Linked DNA regions of Homo sapiens: all the other regions are linked to region 1. Evidence: chromatin loops called from intact Hi-C (ENCODE). Cell type or tissue: MCF 10A. All regions are shown on one strand. Each heading gives the region's core, and the rest is flanking DNA. Links, peaks and the distances in the headings are about the cores only. Region 1 holds the start of LOC124904446 (a long non-coding RNA gene). Region 2 has its middle 31 kb from the start of CCDC190. Region 3 has its middle 77 kb from the start of CCDC190. Region 4 overlaps LOC127814295 (a long non-coding RNA gene).

Region 1 (5,500 bases), core at 1,123-3,622:
TCCCTGGAGTACATAGAAGCCTGGCTCTGGGCTTTCTGATTGTATGCTACAACTTGTTTCAGGAAAGGTACCCCAGAATGAGGTTTGGCTCCATCATCAGAAAGGCACTATGCTTTCCGTGTGGTGGTGCAGTAACTTTCACTCTCTATGTTCTTATAAGCAAATGTTACAATGAGATATGAGTTTTAAAGCCAGATCTTCCTTATCTCTCTGCCCCATCTCTAGTTCTTGAAGTGTCTCATATGAGTTTGGTTGAGAAATATTGATCATTACAAATCAGTTAATAGTTTTGTAGAAGATCTCATCTTAAAGACATTGTTTTGTTAATATACTCCCTTGATTTTTTTAAAAGACCTTACAGACATACAGCTATTCATTTGTTTTTGGTTTGTTCAAAAAAGGTATAAAGAAATGCATTCAGAGAAAGATCATATATTAGCCAGTTGAAAATTAAACACAAAATGAGTGCATATTACATTACTTAATCTTGCAGTCAAAGGTAAAAAGTCAACCTAAAGGTATACTACCTGCTTTCTTATCGCACTGCAAATAGAAATTACCACAAATTTTATTTTGGAAATAATCTCAGAAAACATAATTTTTTATGTACTATTAAAACATTTACTTTCCAAATATTCTGTCATTCAGGAGTATGGAAGTATCGATGGCTTCTTTAAAATGAAGCAGGAGGGTCTGGCAGAGAGTATCTATGAAATAAGTTCCTCTGACCTTCACGCTTAATTTTCTGAATGGAGTGGAGCAAATTACTTCAAGCTTCACTTAACTTGCATATGAAATGAACCGTACAAAAATACAAGAGTGTCAGGAGAAAGTTATGCTCTGGTAAATATTTTGCAAAACAGATAAAAGATAATACTAGAGCTCTGTCCTCAAAGAGTTAAGCAGCTAATCTAAGGAGGTAAACTCTATGTCAGCAGGATGAACTGCTCTTCCCTTTCCTCCTCAATAAATTGCAAATCATCTAGTCCAACATCTTTACCACCAGTGCCTGAGGCTCCAGAGGAGCCATTGCCTTCTCAAGGTCACATAGGTGGTGGGTGAGTTAGGACCAAATCTAGAATTCCTGACTCCAGTAACTTCTGAAGTCATTTTGTTTTTTATTTTTATGGTTTTATTATAAGAATACTTGCTAAGCACACTTACCCCCTGCATTGATTAATAACTCTAGGATCTCAGGTGGATCCAGCACATAGAAATATGAATTCGTTTCTATTTGGACTTCATGATATATTTACATTATCACCTTGGAATCACCCTAACATTCAGGATTGTATCTTGTTATAATCAAAAAGGATGTTGCATCCCCTGAACAGTCATCAGTCAGGGAAGCAGAGGAGGGAAAGTAATCTTGCGAGGAAGAGAAAATACTATTTAAGGGACAGTCAGAGAACATAATGGAATTCAAACTTTCTGGGAAAACCTACATACATAAATGTATTAGTGGCCATCCTAAATGTCTTTATATCTTTGAGGCTTTATTTTCCCTACTCCAAATAGACACATTTAGTTATTCATTTCTTTTAAAATGGTATTTCTCTTTTTAAACTATTTCTTGACTTTTTTAATAAAAAGAGATGCAAGCAAGAGGATATTTAATAAAAAGTAAGAGAGTTGAGCTTAAGGCTTATTAAAAGACCCCCTTTTTCTAGTTAGTCAGGAGCTCTAATGTGCCCTGGCTACCTATTAAATGGTGGCAATAAACTGGAAGCTCAGTGATGACTCTAGCCTGCTTCTCCTAATAGCTGTTAAGCCTCAAATGCCCTTTAGAGTGTGTATGTCCTTTAAAGTAGCTATTAAGAAGGAAAGCAGCAGCAGCAGATATTGTCTAGAAAGAAGCCCCAAGAAGCTGAGGTTTCAGCTTGGGCATTTGTTTTCGCCATCCCATGCTCCATTTCCCTCTGCTGGAACTGTGCACCTCAGTGTATTCTCCCTCTATACCTCACAGCAGGAACTGCTTGCCCCCCCCCCCCCCCCCCAACATACATGGCTGGAACTGAATAGACTTTTACTTTCCCGAGGTGCTTCTACAGTTCCCTCTGCCAGCAGGGGAACAGATGGAAATAGCAATCACCTGCCAGAAGGTGGCGTGCAGCAAGGATGTGCATCTTTTGCCGCTACTGCTTTCTGATTCCTAAAAATTACTCAGAGATCACTCATGTGTTCAGTGATTCAGGTTCTGTTGAAGATACCAAAGATATTCGGTTGGTCAAAATGACGGGCATATAAAGGCTTCTCAGGTTTCTGAGGTAAACTGAAGGGTCAGAATTCCAGTTGTGGATGAAGGAAATGGTGTTATGACTGCCTCAAGGTTTTGTAGCAAGTCATAGGGAACCAAGAGGAATCTTGTTTTCCTCAGAGGTCATGCCAACTCCAACTCCCGTTCCCTAAACTGTCTCTGAGCCATAGACTAGTAATGGACTCTTCAAGCTCTACCATTAGGTATCTTTTAAAGAAAGCTGGTTATTACTATTTATTCATTTTTTTCTCTTCTGTGCAGTGCAAAAGATATGAAACATCGGCTAGGTTTCCTGCTGCAAAAATCTGATTCCTGTGAACACAATTCTTCCCACAACAAGAAGGACAAAGTGGTTATTTGCCAGAGGTAAGAGAAAAGGCCTTGGTGAAGATGTACTTAGTATTAACTATCTGATGATGGGGATGTTCTGTGAGAAGGAACTTGTGCTCCTAGTTAAGCCAGATTTGGATCAAGATAGCCTCCATTTTCATGGAGATCATAACTACATTTGAAATTTCTATACATTTAGTGAAAAACTGCCCTCATCAATAACATATTTTGTCATAACGATGGAAAATAAAATCTTTGCCTTCATTCAGGATCTTAGATTTCTTGCCCCAATTTTTTTACCATGGCATTCCAATTATTCTGTTTCTCTCTATTTTTTCTAGAGTGAGCCAAGAGGAAGTCAAGAAATGGGCTGAATCACTGGAAAACCTGATTAGTCATGAATGTAAGTCTGACAGCAACCTGGGATGAGGTACTCTGGATAAGACAAGTTATATTATGCTGGTCTAATAGAAACTGCAGCAAGGCCTGGCTTCTTTCTGATGTTCAGACTCAGGAGACTCTTTAGGTCTTAAATTCAGTCTGTTTAAAATTTTAATATGCCCTAGAGCTTTGTGATATACAATGAAAAGTTTATGCAGGAACCATGTGGAAAACCATCTCTCTCATCACAAGGAAAAACGGAAGAGAGAAAAAAAATGATAAATATCAATACCTTCTTGCAAAATCAATCTCAGTTTCTCTTTCCCAAATTGACCTTGGTAATTGATAGCTGCATAGGCATTTCAGAAGCAAAATACTTCCTTGAAAGAGGCTTCCAACTTGAGTAAGAATCATTAGGTAGAACTGGGAACCACTGGATATCAAACACAGATTAGGGTTACCTGACTCCAGGTGACTTGAAAAAAGCAGGGGAAAAAGGGATTGCTTGAATCCATGCTTTATCCCCCAAGTACCTCAGCTTTATGTGAAATAGCATATCCAAGAGGCCAACCAGTGTGATGACAACTGTGGTCCTTTCTCCTGTATCATAGGTGGGCTGGCAGCTTTCAAAGCTTTCTTGAAGTCTGAATATAGTGAGGAGAATATTGACTTCTGGATCAGCTGTGAAGAGTACAAGAAAATCAAATCACCATCTAAACTAAGTCCCAAGGCCAAAAAGATCTATAATGAATTCATCTCAGTCCAGGCAACCAAAGAGGTAGGTTTTTTATGGATACATAAAAATTGTACGTATTTATGGAGTATGTGTGATATTTTGATACATGCATACAATGTGATAACAATCAAATCAGGGCAATTGCTATATACATATCTCAAACATTTATTATTTCTACGTGTTGAGAACATTCCAAATCTCCTCTTCTAGCTATCTTAAAATATACAATAAACTATTGATAACTATATCACCCTAATGTGCTATCAAACACTAGAACCTATTCCCTCTACCCAACTTTCTATCTATTCCTTCTACCCATTAGCCAACCTGACCAAAAAGGTAAGCTTTTATGGCAGAGAACTCTCTGGATCTTAGTGAAGGTTCCTAGAATAGTGGAGCTGACTATCATAATCTTGACAACCCCAAATAAATCAGTTTTTTAAAAAATCTCTTTTATCCATGTGGCTTACCATAACCTCCCTGCATGAATTTTTCTGATGAATCTCCCCAATTTGTTAGACAGAACAGAAGATCTTGCCCTGCTCTCTCTAAAGCAGAAAGGTTCATTCTGAACCTTTCATACTCTCTCACATGTGCCAAGGAGGACCCCAATGTCACTTTTGTTTTTTGCTTCTGAAATACAGAGGGTGCACTGCCACTTACAAGTCACTACAAAGCATACAGGCTTGCATCCTCAACAGGGATATAGGTCTAATGAAGCCTTGGCCTTTGCCCCTCAGGTGAACCTGGATTCTTGCACCAGGGAAGAGACAAGCCGGAACATGCTAGAGCCTACAATAACCTGCTTTGATGAGGCCCAGAAGAAGATTTTCAACCTGATGGAGAAGGATTCCTACCGCCGCTTCCTCAAGTCTCGATTCTATCTTGATTTGGTCAACCCGTCCAGCTGTGGGGCAGAAAAGCAGAAAGGAGCCAAGAGTTCAGCAGACTGTGCTTCCCTGGTCCCTCAGTGTGCCTAATTCTCACCTGAAGGCAGAGGGATGAAATGCCAAGACTCTATGCTCTGGAAAACCTGAGGCCAAATATTGATCTGTATTAAGCTCCAGTGCTTTATCCACATTGTAGCCTAATATTCATGCTGCCTGCCATGTGTGAGTCACTTCTACGCATAAACTAGATATAGCTTTTGGTGTTTGAGTGTTCATCAGGGTGGGACCCCATTCCAGTCCAATTTTCCTAAGTTTCTTTGAGGGTTCCATGGGAGCAAATATCTAAATAATGGCCTGGTAGGTCTGGATTTTCAAAGATTGTTGGCAGTTTCCTCCTCCCAACAGTTTTACCTCGGGATGGTTGGTTAGTGCATGTCACATGACATCCACATGCACATGTATTCTGTTGGCCAGCACGTTCTCCAGACTCTAGATGTTTAGATGAGGTTGAGCTATGATATGTGCTTGTGTGTATGTCTATGTGTATATATTATATATACATTAGACACACATATACATTATTTCTGTATATAGATGTCTGTGTATACATATGTATGTGTGAGTGTATGTATACACACACACACACACACACACACACACTTTTGCAAGAGTGATGGGAAAGACCCTAGGTGCTCATAACTAGAGTATGTGTATGTACTTACATGGGTGTTTTGATCTCTGTTCTTTCATACTACATTTGAACAGGGCAAAATGAACTAACTGCCATGTAGGCTAAGAAAGAAATGCTAACCTGTGGAAAGTTGGTTTTGTAAAATTCCATGGATCTTGCTGGAGAAGCATCCAAGGAACTTCATGCTTGATTTGACCACTGACAGCCTCCACCTT
Region 2 (5,500 bases), core at 1,949-4,448, 180 kb before region 1:
GGGAGGGGAGGGCACCAAGAGGGCTTTCTGATGTGGTGTGAGCAATATATGATGGAGGACAGGAGGTAATTTAATATGCTCTCAAGTATGGGTTTATTGACCATATCAAATGTAGTTTTGCTTTCTCCAAGTCCAAAATTCAGGCTCTTTTTCTTCTTCATGCTTAATTACAAGTGTTTTTAATTAGATGAATTCCATTAATGGCCAATTAAGTTTCAATTTAGAGGTCATATATGAACACTGGCAGACCCATCACAGCTTTGGCTCTCTGCAAAGTGACCTGGGTCTGGGCTTCCATCTGCTTAATGTTGCTTTGCCCATTAAGAGAAGTTAATGCTTCGCTAATTGTTTGCCTTGGGAGAGAAGCCAACTTCTCTCCTTCCCTCAGCAGCCTGCACTTACACAACTATGATAAGAGCTGTCAGCCGGGAAGGGAAGAGAATAGGCATAAGGAGAGGGGAGGTCCAGGGTGCTATCAAGAGAGGAAGGGAGCCCAGAGGAATGGACTATCAGAAGGATTTAGAGTGGCTGTGGCTTGAGAGCTGGCAGAGGCTCAGCTTATGGCTATGTCTCATGAAGACGGTGATAGTTTGAGTTTGTCGGGTCAGTACCTGGAGGATGCTTAGGTGGTTTTGTAGGTGATTTGCCTGGTATTAGCATATGCTGCAGGTCAACTGAGAGACCTGGGGGCTGTTGGCACCATTCAGATTACTGTCTTATAATTGCCAAAATATTGCAATCTGAGGAAGGCAATTGGGGATTTTCCTTAATTAGTACATATTTACTATGTGATAGATACTGTTATAAGCACTTTAGCTGAATTATATCTTATAATTGTTACCATATTCTATAGTAGGTAATATTTTTATTTCTTTGGTTTTTTTTTCTTTTTTTTTTTTGAGATGGAGTCTCGCTCTGTCACCAGGCTGGAATGCAGTGGCGCCATCTTGGCTCACTGCAACCTCTGCCTCCTGGGTTCAAGCGATTCTCCTGCCTCAGCCTCTCAGCCTCCTGAGTAGCTGGAATTACAGGCCTTTGCCACCACGCCCAACTAACTTTTGCATTTTTAGTAGCAAGGGGGTTTCACCATGTTGGACAGGATGGTCTCGATCTCTTGACCTTGTGATCCACCCAACTTGGCCTCCCAGAGTGCTGGGATTGCAGGCATGAGCCACCGCACCGGCCTTTATTTCTATTTTACAGAAGTAACTGAGGCACAGAGAGGTTGAACACTTTTGGAAAGAGTGGGAATGGAATGCAACACCCGACTGCAGCTCCATGAAACTTGGGCCCATGATGAGTTCACACTAGCACAATGCCTGAGTGATTGAAAGAGTCACAGAGTCTTTTTATCCAAAAGGGTGAGATGTTTATTTTTGCTTAGTAAGATTAAAAAAAAAGCAAACATGGCTTTTTATGTCAAGCAGTGAAGCCACATGGCCACCAACAAATTTCCACACAAAGGTAATACTCTAACCTTAGACAGCTGGAGGAAAAGGGGATAAAAGGACACAAAAGGAACAGGACAGCGGCAGGTACAGAATCCTCTGTTACATACATATTCAACGTTAAATAATAGGGGGTGTTTATTGAAACAGAGAGTAAAAAACTCTATGGCATGTCTTCTCCTTGTCACCGTCATTCCTTCTAGTTTTCCTGAAGCGGCATCATTTTTCTGGGGAAATATTTGAGGTTCATTGTCTTGTACTAAGAAGGTGGAAGACAGATACACCAGGAGTAGGCTTAAGAGCGGAAAGTTTAATAGGCTAAAGAAAGAAGAGAGAGCTTCCTTGTGCAGGTGAAGGGGACCCAAGTGGGTTTCAGGGTTTGGGGCAAGATGCGGTTGGTTTTATAGAGGAGCTTGAGGAGGTGGTGTTTGATTTACACAGGGCATAGTGGATTGGTTGGACCAGGTGTGCTGTTTACATAGCCAGAGAAGGGGATGGCTATCCCACCCTAATCTTTTACTATGCAAATGAAGTCTTTACCTGGCTGGCACCACGACACCTGTACATGTGGCTACAAAGAAAAGGGTAGAGAAAATCTCTATGTTAAACATACCTGGCTTCCAGGTATCCATTTTCTATTGGCATAGCTACAAGCTTTTAGCTTGCTTATCTATGCTTGCAGCTTGATTTTTTAGGCTGCTTTTTTTTTTTTTTTTTTTTTTTTTTTGAGATGGAGCTTCACTCTTGTCACCCAGGCTGGAAGGCTGGAGTGCAATGGTGCGATCTCAGCTCACTGCAACCTCTGCCTCCTGGGTTCAAGTGATACTCCTGCCTCAGCCTCCTGAGTAGCTGGGATTACAGGCACCCACCACTAAGCCCGGTTAATTTTTTGTATTTTTGGTAGAGACGGGGTTTCACCATGTTGGCCAGGCTGGTCTTGAACTCCTGACGTCAGGTAATCCACCCACTTCAGCAACCCAAAGTTCTGGGATTACAGGCATGAGCCACTGCACCCAGCCTAGGCTGCTTTTTGTTAGAAAAGAAATGATTTGGGGGCTGCTTTTTTATAAAAAGAGAAACATTACTGAGGACTCCTGTACCCTCACTAACTGCCTCAATATTTTTTTAAACTCCTATATCATTCCCTTGTGTACGCTTTGCAGTTTGCATGCACAAGACCCTGCTAAATCCCCAGGAATCCTGTGAGGTGTGAGGCACCACCATCCCCTTCCCCTTCACACTCTGCTTTGTGCCAAGCAACTCAAGACGCAGAGTTCAGTCTCATTTTAATGCCCAGTGAGGAGAGGAGGCTACTTGCAAGGTAGTGGGTGGTAGGGGTGAAGGGAGCTGTGTGGGGAAAAGGAGGTGTCCCCAGGTTGAGGTGGAAATGACGTGTACTGATAGGTAGGAGTGTTGGTGAGAAAAACAACAATAATTTAATCTCAGCATGCAAGGATTTATTCCACGTACCAGAAAAGAGGAAGTATACTTTTGGAATTTGGCTTGAAAGTATTCTTCTTGTTGTATAAACCTGTTTATTTATACATTTCAAGCAAAATAATAATTAATCTACATCCTGTCATTCTAAAAGTGCTCAAGTACTAGAATCATAGAAAATCGAAGTATGAAGGTCCTTAGAAGTTGTGACTTCGACCTCCTAAATTTGCAGTTGAATAAATAAAAGCCCCCATAAGAAGGGTAATTTGCCTAATGTTTGAAGCTAGAGAGTGGCAGAGTAAGAATCAAATCCCAGGTCTTAGAATGTAAAGCCAGTGTTCATCCCATTACATCACATTGTCTCCAACCCACATTCTTGCACAATGTCTGCAATCTTTCTAGTGGGAGAAAAGAAGAACAGAATTGCTCCCTACTTCCTAACCACCTTCTCTCCTGATCTCAGGTGTTGGGGGTTGATTTAACTGTAACATCATTGTCAATATAAAAAACAAAGCCCATCTTCTTGTCCCTTTCCCTTTCTCTCACTCCTTCATCCCTTTCTCTCCTCTGCTTCTGTACCTCCTATCGCTAAGCTAAAAACAAATAATTTAAATACCCAGAGATCGCTAAGCTAAGGAACAAATAATTTAAATACCTGATAGCATGCTGTTTAAAATGTATCCTTAATTGTAAATACCTGATGCTAGATCTCTTGATAGTGGGTTTCAATGGGAGGAGGAAAAGAGACAGAGAACTGCAGTTGGTAAATGGAAGGGACAAAAGGTCACAGAGATCAAAGGCTGGGCCCACTGTAGGTTTCCTTCCCCTTCCTGCATTTCACAATACTTCTGACTCCAGTTGTCGTGTCAGACTTGCATTGTTTTAACTGAATAATCACTGATGGAAACACAAGCATATTTAAGTATTTAGTTAAATTTCAATTTATGAATTTCTACAAAAAGATTTTAGTACCCACTATTTATAGACCATGCTGGTTTCCTGTGCTATAAATAGGTAATTATAGGACTAAATTAAATGTTGAGCCACAGACTCTCTCATGTTACAACTCTACAAATACAAAAGCATCACCATAATCACATTTACAAATAACCTCCTATATTTCAGGGAAATAAAGGATGTCCCTACCTTTGATAACTCTGAGTAATTACTTTTGTTTGTTTTATATTAAAAATAGGACAATCAAGTCTTCAGAAGTTAAATGCTTTGCTCAAGGTAACATCAGAATTTTGTAGACTGCACATGAGCTTTGGAATTAGACAACTACATTGAAATCCTGGCTCTGCATTTACTTCCTAGTTGTGTAACCATGTTAATTTTCTGAACTTTTCTGTGAGCCTCAGTTTCTCACCTGTAAAATGAGAATAATAATATAGGGTTGCCGTGAAGATCAAATTAGATTATATGTTGTATATATACATATATATAGTGATTGATGTATAGAAAGCCTTTGATAAATGCTGTTTTTATTTTCTTCTGCCTTTCTTCTTCCATTTTGTTTACAAATGAAAACTCTGAGGCTTGGTGATGGTAAATGATTTCTTTAACAGCTCAGAGGAAGAATCCACTCACCAGAAAGACCTGGAGACTGTCTTGGTTTAATGACCCTCAACCATCCCTTTTTGACACTGCTTAATCTCATGGCTACTCCATAGTTGTTATTAAGTGTGGAGAAAGCATACCTTCTTGATTAAACAACCACTCTCTAAATGAGACTTCCATTTTAAGTTTTGGCTGGAGCCTGACTTCCGTGTCAGCCATGGGGCTTCTTCAGATTCGTTGGGACAAATGATAAGAGATGAGACCCAACAAATATCTTCTTTTTCTTTTTCCTCCCTGTCCTCTATGCTTTCCTCTCCTCCACCCTTTACCTTCTAATTAACTCTGCAATTCTCAAATTTGTTCAGATCTAAACTTAGGCTTTCTACTCAGGAGACAGGATCAGAGAATATACAACTTTTCTGAATCACAATAACCCACAGTGTGATAGACCATTTGTCCTGGATGGGGCTTTAGTCACTTAGAGAAGGAAGACAATGGTTTTTTGCTTTGGTATAAATGGGAATCTGGGACGAATGTCTAATTTTCTCGGGATTGGAACAGTTGAGGACTTGAAGACTTTAAGGGATTTTCTTAAATCCTGAGACATCCCTCTTGTGCACTAGCATTCCAAGGCAATTCCATGGTATATAAAAGGCTCCTAACAATAAGCCAGTTGTCACCTTCCAGAATGGTAGAGATTAAAAGAAAATATTTAGTTTGAGGCAAGTGCTCTCAAACACAGTTGGCGGAAGTAGAAATTACTATTATCTGTTAGAAGAGTTATTTGAAAATATCCTAAACATGCACATCTTAATTCATTAATTTTTCTTTTATTGGTTCATTCCTGAATTGTTGAAATGGTTATCATTCCAATATTTATATAATACTACATCTATTATGTAGCCCTTTAAGATTACGTTTTTGAAGACTATGTAATGATATAGAGCTAAAATTTCATGGCTTAATATTAAATTAAAAAAATCAGAAATCAAATTTCTATATAGTGTATGACCCTCATTTTATAAAAACTATACTTGTACCTAAATAAATACACC
Region 3 (5,500 bases), core at 965-3,464, 130 kb before region 1:
GGGCTGAACGGAAACAACACGAAATGGCGAGATGATTTGGGGAAGGCTACATTAATAGCAAAGGGCTGTAGCTTATGCCTGGTACCTCTACTCCAAAGCCCGTGCTCTTCCATACTAGGGAATGGAGGGAGGATAAACGTGAGAGGAAAAATGGGGTCAGGGAAATGAGTTTAGAGGCTTTTTCAATGGTCCAGATGAGAGATAACAGTATCTATGTTGGGAGCAGTGAAGTTGCAGAGAGGTAGACAGATTAAGAACACATATTGAAGGTAGAACAAACAAAATTTTATTGTGGTTTGGATATGAAGGGTGGGTAATAAAGAAAAAAGAGCAATTAACTCTGAATTTTAGATTTTTGACTTGAGCAACCAAAGTGGATGATGTAGCATTTTGTGAAAAGGGGAATGGTTTTAGAGAAAAAAGAGGTTTGGGCAGGGCAGATAGGAATTTAAGGAGGAAATTTAGAGAATTTTGTTTTGGCCTTATGTTTTTAGAGGCATATTAGACACACATGTGAGATGGCAAGTCGGCAGAAAGGTAATCATGCATCAATGTAATATTCTTATGAAACTACCAAGTCAAGTTTGTTTCAAAATGTAATCCTCAATAATGAAAGATTGATTATGCAGTATAGAACTTTTGGGGTAAGGCATTACATTTTGGAGAATGTCTTGAAAACATTACGATTTGAGTCTTAGAGAAGTTTGTGGTAAACCATTCTTTCTGCCAGTAGTTTTGTAACAGGGTATATTGTCTATTGAGCCTTTATTCTAGCACATTAGACAAGACAAGAGGTTTTCAAACATCGTGTTTAAGGCTTTTTCTGGATCTGTCACCTCACTTAGGAAACTTTTATTTCAACTTCTAGGCACCTGAACAAAGACTGTTTGTATTGAAGTTCATTTTACCTACTTGTGAAATGACCTCCATGGTCTAACCTGGAAACTGATTTATTCCTTATAACAGTTTTTATTTTATTTTTTAAAGGAAAAAGTACGTTATAAATTCCAAACAATCCATTTAAATAAGCTTTGGGAACATAGCCTGCTAGTAAAAGAGAGACTGCCTGTACTTCCTTTTTCGCTACTTTTCAATCCAATTTTCAGTTAGGAAGAACTTGAAGGGAGGAGAATATGTGGAAAGGACTCAGCTGTGTATCTAGCCAGCATTTTAATTGGAGTGTGAATCATATTTAGATAGAGTAGAGCCTGATAAAAGTCAGGTTCTCAGAAACCGGAACACCTGTGTTGGAGATTTTAGAAGTGAGAGGCTCAGGACTCCTGCATTGCACATCCCCAAAACCACCACACACAGTGAGAATTACATTTCTTTCTTTCTTTCTTTTCTTTTCTTTCTTTCTTTCTTTCTTTCTTTCTTTCTTTCTTTCTTTCTTTCTTTCTTTCTTTCTTTCTTTCTTTCTTTCTTTCTTTCTTTCTTTTTTTTTTTTTTTTTTGAGACAGAGTCTCTCTCTGTCGCCCAGGCTGGAGTACAACGGCACGATCTCGGCTCACTGCAAGCTCCGCCTCCTGAGTGCACACCATTCTCCTGCCTCAGCTTCCTGAGTAGCTGAGACTAAAAGTTGTGCAACAGAGAGGCCCTGGAGACTCCCAAAATGCCATTATAAAACAAGACATAGATGAAGTACTGTGGAAAGGACTTGAAATTTAACATCATGTAAGTCTAGATCTCAGTCACACTTTACTGCTTACTAGTCATATGGCCTTAACCTATGCAAGAAAATCACCTAACCTATATATGTTTGTTTTCTTACCAATAAAATGAAGATAATAAATACTGTCACATTAGATTAGTTTGTTTGTTGATTTACTCATTCATTCATTCAACAAATGTTTTTTGAGCATCTACTATGAACCAGCTATGTGTTAGGTGCTAGAGATACAACAGTGAGTAAGGTGGACATGCTTTTTCCTTCCATGGATCCAGATGGCAGGTCATCACATAAGCAGTTGCCATAAAGTGGAATCATTTCCCAATTAGAAGAAAGAGATATTCAAACACACGACAGGAAGACCTTACATAGCCTTGGAGGATGGGGCTCTGGACAGATCACCTAGAGATATAATAGATTGAGTTGGCCAGATAAGGAACAGATGCAGGCAGTCTCCCTGTCTTTTATTCCTTGTATTTAATCACCCATGCCCTGTTGCTTCTCTCTTCCTAACACTTCCTTCATCATTCTTTCTTCTCCAGAGAGAAAAATCTTTGGCCATTAGGCCAATCTCATAAAATAGTTTCTAAGTAATATACAATTTGTCTTTTTGAGCTGCTTCTCCTCCTACCTCAAATGGTAGGAATTCGCCAATGTCAAGTCTGTTACCTTTCCTCTTCTCTCCTTCAATGAGCCAATCTGAGTCCCATCTTTAACAATGATTTTCATATTGGGGGACCCATAAACTTGTGTCCCCCAATAACACATAAATTGGAGGATTAGGGCAATAAGTCCCACCAGGAACAGCCTAGGGCAATTTTGCCCCACCGGGAACATTTGGAGACATCTAGAAACTTGATTGTCAAGACTTGGGAGGAGATAGAAGGCTATTGACAGCTAGTGGGTAGAGGCCAGGGATGTTGCTAAATACCCTACAATGCGTAGAATAGTCCCCACAACGAAGAATTATTCAGTCCCAAATGTCCATAGTTTTAAAATGGAAAAACCTACTCAATTTCTGTAAATACCTATGGGCTTACACTCTCATGTTTCTGTCTGCTTTCTGTCTCTTTTTTTCTGCAGCTGCTGTCTGCTTTGTTAATCTAGACAGAAAACTCGGCCTCTGAACAGGTTTACCCAATAAAATGCACTTACATCAGACATTTTTGGGTTTATTGTATTTCACTGAAAATGTCTGAAGAATCATAGAGAATAAAATTGCACAATGCAGCTTTTCTCTTTATCTTTCTCATCTCTGTTCCCATCCGGTTCCTCTTAGTTTACCTGAAGAAAAAAAAAAACTCTAGATTGTTCTCTATCTAGTGGAAAAGCAACTTCCTTATCTGAAACTTTGGCTTCCACTGATCCCTGAAGACCTAGTCGGGGGGTGGTAGTGTTGACTACTACTAACACTAACACTTATCAACACAGTTTTCAAAATAAGATAGTGGAATTCCTAACATAGTTTCTGATGTGTGAAATCTCTTTGTTTTTAAAATGTGCAATTTTAAATTAATTTAAACCTTATTGTTTTCAAAATGCTTTCTACTTGTGAGATTAAAAAGTGTATTAATCAGGTTACAGATTCAGTTGCCCAAAACAGAGATGTATAATTACAGGGACTTAAATGAGACAGTTTAGTTCTTACACTCTTAAACACCTAAACTAGTATGGCAGCTCCATTCTGGGAAAAGCAGGGGCCCCAGGGTAGCCCTTTTCAGCATAGTTCACAATGGTCCTCTACCACATCCTCATTCCACTGGAGGAAGGGGGAAAGAAAGTGAAAGGCATGGCCCTTGCTTTTAGTTTATTTGTTTATTTAAAAAATTTTTGTTCTTGGCCCTTGCTTTTAAAGGTAGGACCTGGAAGTTCTCCATTACTTCCACTCCCATCCCATTGGCCAGAACTTGGTCATATGGCCACACCTAGGGGTAATGGGTGGTGGAGAATATAATCTATATTCAGACTCATTATATGTGTAGCTAAAACTCAAAATCCATCTTCATTGGATGAAGAGGAGGATGGCTGCAGTGGAACAATTAGGAATATCTGCCTCAGAGGGGACTTTGCTTCAGGAGTACCTGAGAACAATGGGGATGTCTGTGTAAACTTTATCTGTGTTTTCTTGATTCTTTATAACATTTCACCTCCATGCTCCTGCCGCAACTCAAATTCCTTCCTTATGCCAGCACTATATTATTACAGTCAATTCCTATCAGTCTCCCTAGTATAATTCTCCTTGCTTCATTCCCTTGCCCAAACCCTTGTCTTAAAACAGACCCCTATCCTACCATTAAGGGCCCTCCAGCTTTTGACCTCCACTTCCCAGACTTAATTCTCGTTAACACGTTACTTCCCTCTTTTCCCAGTCTTTCCAGACTGTAGAGACGTATCTCTTCTCTGAACTCTAATAACCAGTAGAGGGTGCGCTATGCAGTTTCACAGGTGATAGCTTATGTGCATGTGCATATGTGTGCATGAAGTGCATATGTGTTGGGGGTTTGGGAAGGCTGTTTTGTGGGGATGTTGGGAGTGAGTGGAAGTGAATGTGGAGAAGTAGGAAGGACCAGGATTGAGGATCTTATTAAGAAATACGTTAACCTATAGACACAGAGGCATTATCAAACACTCCTGGGATGAGGGCATCAAAAATTTATACTGGAAGAAATGCTAATTAGAAAAGAGTAATCAGACAAACTGCTCTTTGATCCCAGTGAATACTCGCTCAGTGCTAAGGTAAATCCTAGTGAGATTAGAAACTCAGGACAAATATGTAGAGATCTTGAATTACATGTGTTAGCAACAGTGATGAAATATTAATTGATTTGCTTGTTTTCCTATGTAGAAATACTTAAGAAAGTAGATTATGATATTCTAGAATTCCAGAAGGGAATATTTATTAATAGGCAGGCTAGGATCCCCTAGAGAGAGACAAAAATGGAGAAGTACAATAGGATGTCTAAAGAGAGAGAAGAAAAAGACTGGCTTCTTTTTATTCTTTCCTTCCTTTCTACTCCTCCTTCTGTCTCACTTCGCAGAGGTGGGCTGTGACCTCTAGCCTTTCCAAAGCACAAAACAGTGCTCCCTCCTGTCAGGGTTTTAGGAAACTGTGCTTCTTCCAACCAGATTCAATTTTTGCTCCCCATCCTCAGATCATCCAGCCTTTATCTCATATAATCATATCAGAGGTCTCAGTTTGAATTTAAACTTTAATCACCCTAAGATTTAGATATGTTGTGGTGATGAAATGGGTCTGAGAAGAAGAGGCCCAATATATGAGGGACTCAGAAGCCTCCATGAACTGTAGGTAAGAAAAAAATGAATGCTAGAAAAAATAGTGTTATCCACTCCTTCAAGGCCAGAAAGCCAAGGTTGAAGAAGAGAAGTGATTTTGAGAGGTACAGGCTGCAAACCAGCCCAACCCACAAAGAACTACACCTGAGTCTTAGAATGAATTAGATATAGTAAAAGTACAGGTAAAGAAGCTGTCTCCCTAAAATTCTCTATGGTACATTGCGAGCCCAAGGTATAGCAACATTATTCTCTAGACCTGTAGCAGCAACAAAAGATGTTGCTAGTGACTTTAGCAGAAGCCATTTCAGTGCTTATGAACTCAGTCACTAGTAGCCTTAGGTGGTTGGCATATCAGTGGGTCTTCGCATATATAGCAGTCACATTTGGCATCAGCATTGGTAAGTATAGAGATATCACCTCTGAGCCCCCAGCAGAAGAGGAAAATCATGGGAGACTAAAGTAACCAGGGTAATCCATTCACAAGCAAACGTGAAACATGTCTTTGGGCCATGGTTTCCACAAATAGGGTTAGAGTGG
Region 4 (5,500 bases), core at 986-3,485, 240 kb after region 1:
AAAATTAACACTGCCTCCACCAGTGTAAGCGTTTGAGATTAGGAAGCACAGTAGAGGAGCTAGGGACAGAGCTTCTAACATTAATTACTTGGGTTCAACTTTTGTCTTCCTGGTTTCCTAGATATGTGACCTTGAGCTAGTTGTTCCAGTTTTCTTTAAAGTAAATAAGATATATATGTGTGTGTGTGTGTGTGTGTGTGTGTGTGTGTGTTTATAAATGGAATAGGAAGAGAAACTACTTCATGCAGTTGTTGTGATAATTAAATGAGGTAATACATGGAGAACACCTGGCATCTGGTACATCTTCTGCAAATATGCACTATCATTATTATAAAATATTGTATAAAGGTGTATAAATGGAAATTATCTTAATGGATTGTCCTAGGAACAATATTCAGGTAATAATTTTGAATATATATGGTCAAACTGTGTTTACCAGGTTGAATTTGCTTAATAAAGAGTAAAGAAAAACTGGCAGCTGATTTTTCCAAAGACTAAAGATGAAATGAGATAATATTACTTGGTACTTATATAGAAATGCATAGACTTAGACCCCTTTTTGAGAAAACAGGATTTGAAAAAGATATAGAGAACTTAGAAGTGATTTTCTCCTAAGGGTCCATATTAGAAAATGTACTCTAGACAATATAAATCACTATCATAAAGAATTCATGAGAATGATAACATGGCACCAGAACTGTGACAAAACACCAACAAAACAAAACAACAACAACAACAACAAAAAAAACCTACTTATCCCCAAATTTTTCTGATTTATGATAGTTATTATGAGTTTCATTTTTTAAAAATTCCCCTTCTGCTATGGCATGAATATTTGTGTCTCCCCAAAATTCATATTTTGAAATTCCAACTCCCAAGGTGATATTAGGAGGTGGGGCCTCTGAGAAATGATTAATTCATGACAGGGGAGCCTTCATGAATGGGACTAGTGCCCTTAAAAAAGAGGTCCAACAAAGCTCATTCATGCCTTCCATTATGCGAGGGCACAGCTAGAAGATGCCATGTATGAACCAGAAAGCAAGCCCTCACCAGACATCAAAGCTGCCAGGGCCTTGATCTTTCCAGCCTCCAGAACTGTGAGAAATACATTTCTGTTGCTTTTAAGGTACCCAGTTTGTGGCAGCTTGTTACAGCAGCCTGAACGAACTAAGACACCCTTCTAAAATGTGTTATAACTAACTAATTAAAAATTAGAGTACAATCACTGCTCGGGTGACAGATGTACTAATATCTCAGAAATCACTAATAAAGTATTCAATCATGTAACCAAAAAGGACCTGTGCCCCAAAAACTATTCAAATAAAATTAGACTACATTAAGATCAGTATTTTTCCTGAGAATCTCATTAACTCATTTGAAATAACTGAAAAATAGCACTGGATATTGTAATACTAATATTGAAAATATACAGAATATAAAAATTGAAGTTAGGCCGGGTATGTTGGCTCATTCCTGTAATTCCAGCACTTTGGGAGGCCAAGACAGTAGGACTGCCTGAGGCCAGGAGTTCGAGATCAGCCTGGCCAACATAGTGAGACCCCATCTCTACAAAAGAAAACTGAATTTTAAAAAGTCACATTGACCAAAAAATTTTAAGAATATCTAATTTGTTTCAGCTGATAATTCCTAAGGTTCTCTATACTAACTATATTAAAATAATAGAGTTTGCTGTGAAAGTTGGGGAAATGATACTAGAGAGGTTAGAGTTTAATATAGCAACTTTTTGCTTCCTTGGATCTTGTTTAGAGCTCATCACAAATTAGCAAAGAATAGGTACTTTATAGTTCCAAACTAAGAATTCCATGCGAGTCCTTAACAAAGATACTGTATTGCAAATGTACAGCTCAGTTCTGAAATCCACTAATAAAGATGAACACAGCTGAGAAGTCAAGTGGATTAACAGGCTTGTAATGATGAAAGGGTAATAAAAAGCAGATAGCTATTTTGAATTCAACGCTATTTTTCTTCTTAACCCTGGGCTCTAAACATGTATTCTAATGCCAATAAATTTAGAATCTAATTTTTTTCATCCAGAACATTGTGTTCAATGTTTATCACTCTAATTTACTTTTATGAATGAAAATGAAATAAAACTTTCAAACTATGTAAGGTTAACACTAATGCAACAGCGCCACCCAGTGAATATGCTGTATATTCAAAAGTGTTACTAGAATTTACCATTTTCTTTAAATACTAGCGTACTTTCAAAATATCTATGGCCTCAACCATTTATATAAAATTATACACTACAATACTAACTCAAAAATATATAAAAGCATTACGCATTTTTACTTACCCATTTATAACTACAGTTAAGATGTGCTTTCTGATATTTGTGATTAAAGGGTTTTGCATATTAAATGCTACCTATGTCAGCAAGCTAGAAATGTTGGCTGATAGGAGAGACGTATCATTATTTCCTCTCATATGAAACATTAGGCAGGTATAAAACAATGACACTTGTTTGCTTTTGCAGATTTTGTATATATCGCATAATACAGTACATAGTTTCAAAGATTTTGTCTCATGCCCTTAATATAAAATGTGTGTTCATAATTTCACTTCATCTTGCTATTACTGTTCATAATTCATATAAGTGAATTGAATGATGGCATCAATAATACAACCATAGAATTTGTAAACCAATCAATAACGTAATGTGGTGCTTGAGCACAGGAGTTTGAGGCTGCAGTAAGCTATGATGACACCAGCCTGGGCAACACAGTGAGACCCTATCTCAAAAAAAAAAAAAGCTAATATGATATAATATCAGATAGCATTTTAATATTCCACTCTATAGTGACTAGAACATAGTTGGAATATTGCTTTCGGTATTAAGTCCACAAAAATCTAATAGAACACTTTTTATGTCATCTTTTTATTTCTCAGGAAATAGAAATACATTGGAGGAAAAGGCAAAAAGAACTAAAATATATTCAACAAAAAGAAAATTTCTTTTTCACTCTGACCTGCTAGTTTCCCTCCTCAGAGGCTACTACTATTACTTTGTTAGACGCATCATGTCTCAAAAGGAGTTCAGTTCAACAACAAATACTAATTGAGTGTGCAGTTTGTACCAGGCATGGTGTTAGGTGTTGGAGCATCAAAGGTCATTAAGAACCAGCCCTGTATAATAGTGGAGACAGGCACAAAACAGATCATTTCAATATAACATAAACTTTTTTTTTGTAAGTATGCAAAGAATCCATCTCAGACCTCTCTTTTTGAGTTTCAGAATCATTCATCCAATTGCCATGTATCTGGACATTGTCATGTGTATGTTTCACAGGCATGTTGAGCTAGACATGTTTAAAACTGAATCACCAGTTACCTCCCAAGTGAGTCTGCCTCTGTGTTACCTAAATCAGAGACTGGCATCCCATTTATCTGGGTACTCAAGCCAGAAAATTTCACTCGTACTTATCAAGCATCTCCAGCGTATAAAGATTTGTGCTAAGCTGTGGATACATGACAGCAAATAGGGTAGTCCCTGTCTTCACCAAAGCTTGTTTAAGAAACTCTATCCTTGATTTCTCCCACTTCTGCCCTCACAATTCAGTCACCAAGTTTTGCCACTTCTACTTCCTAAAATTCTTCTGAGATCTATTTCTATCCACACTGGCAATGCCCCAGTATAAACTGCCATCTTTCTTTCCCTGGATTACTACAATTATCTCCTAACTGGTTTCCTTCTTGCTGGTATTGCTGCCCTTTGAGTTCTTTTTCTCAGAGTAGCGATTCATCATCTAAATACTAACCTAATCATGTTGAAACCATTCAAAGTTACTATTAGCCTTAAGAAGGAGTCCAAACTTTGTGACATCATCACTAATGTTCTTCATGATCTGGTCCCTGTTTACCTCTCCACCCCTGTCTAGAATCTCTCAGTTCCTAGACTGTGTTCTTCTTCATAAACATTGTTAGCCTCTATCTAGAATACTTGTTTTTTACCCTTTCAATTCCTAGCTATTATCAAGCATGGAGCCAATAAGACTGAACTGCCTTTTTTTTTTTCTTTTTTCCCTATGAGAATGTAAACTCTGTCAGGAAATTATTAGATTGGTTATTGCCATATTTGCTTGTTCATTATTATATTTCTAGTATCTAGCTCAGTGTCTGGCACAAAATAAGGGTTCAATGAATATTTTCTGAATGAACCCACAAATGTCAAGAAAGCAGAGAGAAAAGTCAACTAACTCAGACTATGGAACAAGGAAAGGCTTCTTGCAAGAGCCCTAAAAAATTAGTAAGGATAAGGAAGAGTCAGCCAAAGAAAATAAAGATAGTCCAGACAAAGTCAACAAGAATGCAAAAGGTCTCAGGTGTAAAGCAGCCTCATGAATGCGAAGTGGGTAGGATGGGAGATGGTACTGGAAAGGGAAACAAGACTGGGAAGGAAAACAGTGGCAAGATAATGAAGACCCTAGCACACCAGGCCATGGAGTTGGACTATCTTGAAGGTGACTGCAGAGGAAGATTAGAAATTTAAGGAGGCAAGTGAAATAGATTTACATTTGAGACTGGTCATTCTGGCTGCTACTTACAAGATGGATTTGGCGGTGTAGGTGGGGGTGGTAGTAGTTATGGCTGAAAGCAGTGAGATGAGATAGAATTGGGAGTACAAATGAAAGCAAAGGACAAATTAGAGTTTGAAGGGCTCGTGAGCCTCCCGAAAGTCGGAACTTCAAGGAACAGGTCAGGAATAGCAGTAGTTTTAGAATCCATGAGCAAATAGGTTAAAACAATGAGTGGACAGTGCTCACAGGGAAGATACAGACAGAAAACAACTCAAGGTTGGAACTTTGGGAAATACTATTTAATGGGTAGGCAGAGAAAAAAAGACCCCCAAGAAGCATGAGACAGGTAGAAAAAGATGGGAGAAATGCAAAACGAGTTTCAAGGAGGGTTTAATCAATGATACCAAATGCAAAAGAGAGGTCTAGAACAAGAAACAGTGGTCATACATTGGTGGAGGAAGTACATTTCATTTTCTGAGACAGACAAATAAGACAGGTGGATATATGTGGCATTGACAGAAGTGGAGAGGGAGGAAGTTATATATTGTATGATGGCTTTAATTTTCTCAATTAACTGGGAAAAAAGTACTGGGATTGTGTGTGGCCCCTATGGAATCTCTATTCATAAGAATGGGTGCCTGATGGGAAGTAGAGTGTAGGATCCAGTCTTAGTATTTCACCTATTCCTACCACATTAGACCAAGTGAATCAACTTTTTGTCCCTATTGATCTGTTAAAGTAGAAATAACAATTTGGAAACCCTGTCACTTAAAAAAAGAGATTTGTTTAAAGCACTAGATATCACAGCATCACCACTTGCATTAAAGTCCTAGCTGCAGGCTGCCATGGTCTCTTTGGAACACCCCCATCTTGTCACTCAAAGGTCCACTCAGTCCTGATAGGTCTGTCATCCAGAATTTAAAGTGCAGTCTAGAAAAGGAACATGAAATTAAAATTAGAAA

What was found. Peaks named below come from ENCODE experiments on the same cell type or tissue, not always from the same donor. Only the 100,000 strongest peaks of a DNase experiment are listed, where the experiment ranks them.
Region 2: a loop joins it to region 1, with 3 times the contacts of the local background. A loop is called at or near these places in 4 of 110 quality-filtered maps.
Region 3: a loop joins it to region 1, with 2.7 times the contacts of the local background. A loop is called at or near these places in 2 of 110 quality-filtered maps.
Region 4: a loop joins it to region 1, with 15 times the contacts of the local background. A loop is called at or near these places in 72 of 110 quality-filtered maps.

The regions. Positions count from the first base shown.
Region 1 is chr1:163,069,877-163,075,376 of GRCh38, forward strand. It overlaps RGS4 (regulator of G protein signaling 4), which reads left to right. Exons shown (of 5, transcript NM_005613.6): 2 at 2,519-2,623; 3 at 2,929-2,990; 4 at 3,580-3,746; 5 at 4,445-5,500. The coding sequence ends at 4,684. It overlaps LOC124904446 (a long non-coding RNA gene), which reads right to left and starts at 3,580. Exons shown (of 2, transcript XR_007066703.1): 1 at 3,502-3,580; 2 at 3,122-3,401. In MCF 10A, for the core only: a CTCF peak has its summit at 2,109 (motif pointing right); a DNase peak (open chromatin) is centred at 2,105.
Region 2 is chr1:162,889,841-162,895,340 of GRCh38, forward strand. No RefSeq gene overlaps it. Among named protein-coding and RNA genes, the nearest start is that of CCDC190, 31 kb to the left of the region's middle. In MCF 10A, for the core only: no CTCF peak of the experiment used is centred there; DNase peaks (open chromatin) are centred at 3,261 and 3,701.
Region 3 is chr1:162,935,143-162,940,642 of GRCh38, forward strand. No RefSeq gene overlaps it. Among named protein-coding and RNA genes, the nearest start is that of CCDC190, 77 kb to the left of the region's middle. In MCF 10A, for the core only: no CTCF peak of the experiment used is centred there; no DNase peak of the experiment used is centred there.
Region 4 is chr1:163,313,824-163,319,323 of GRCh38, forward strand. LOC127814295 (a long non-coding RNA gene) reads right to left here. Exons shown (of 5, transcript NR_182654.1): 2 at 5,359-5,468. It also overlaps a transcript of RGS5 not described here. Among named protein-coding and RNA genes, the nearest start is that of NUF2, 5.4 kb to the right of the region's middle. In MCF 10A, for the core only: a CTCF peak has its summit at 2,110 (motif pointing left); a DNase peak (open chromatin) is centred at 2,148.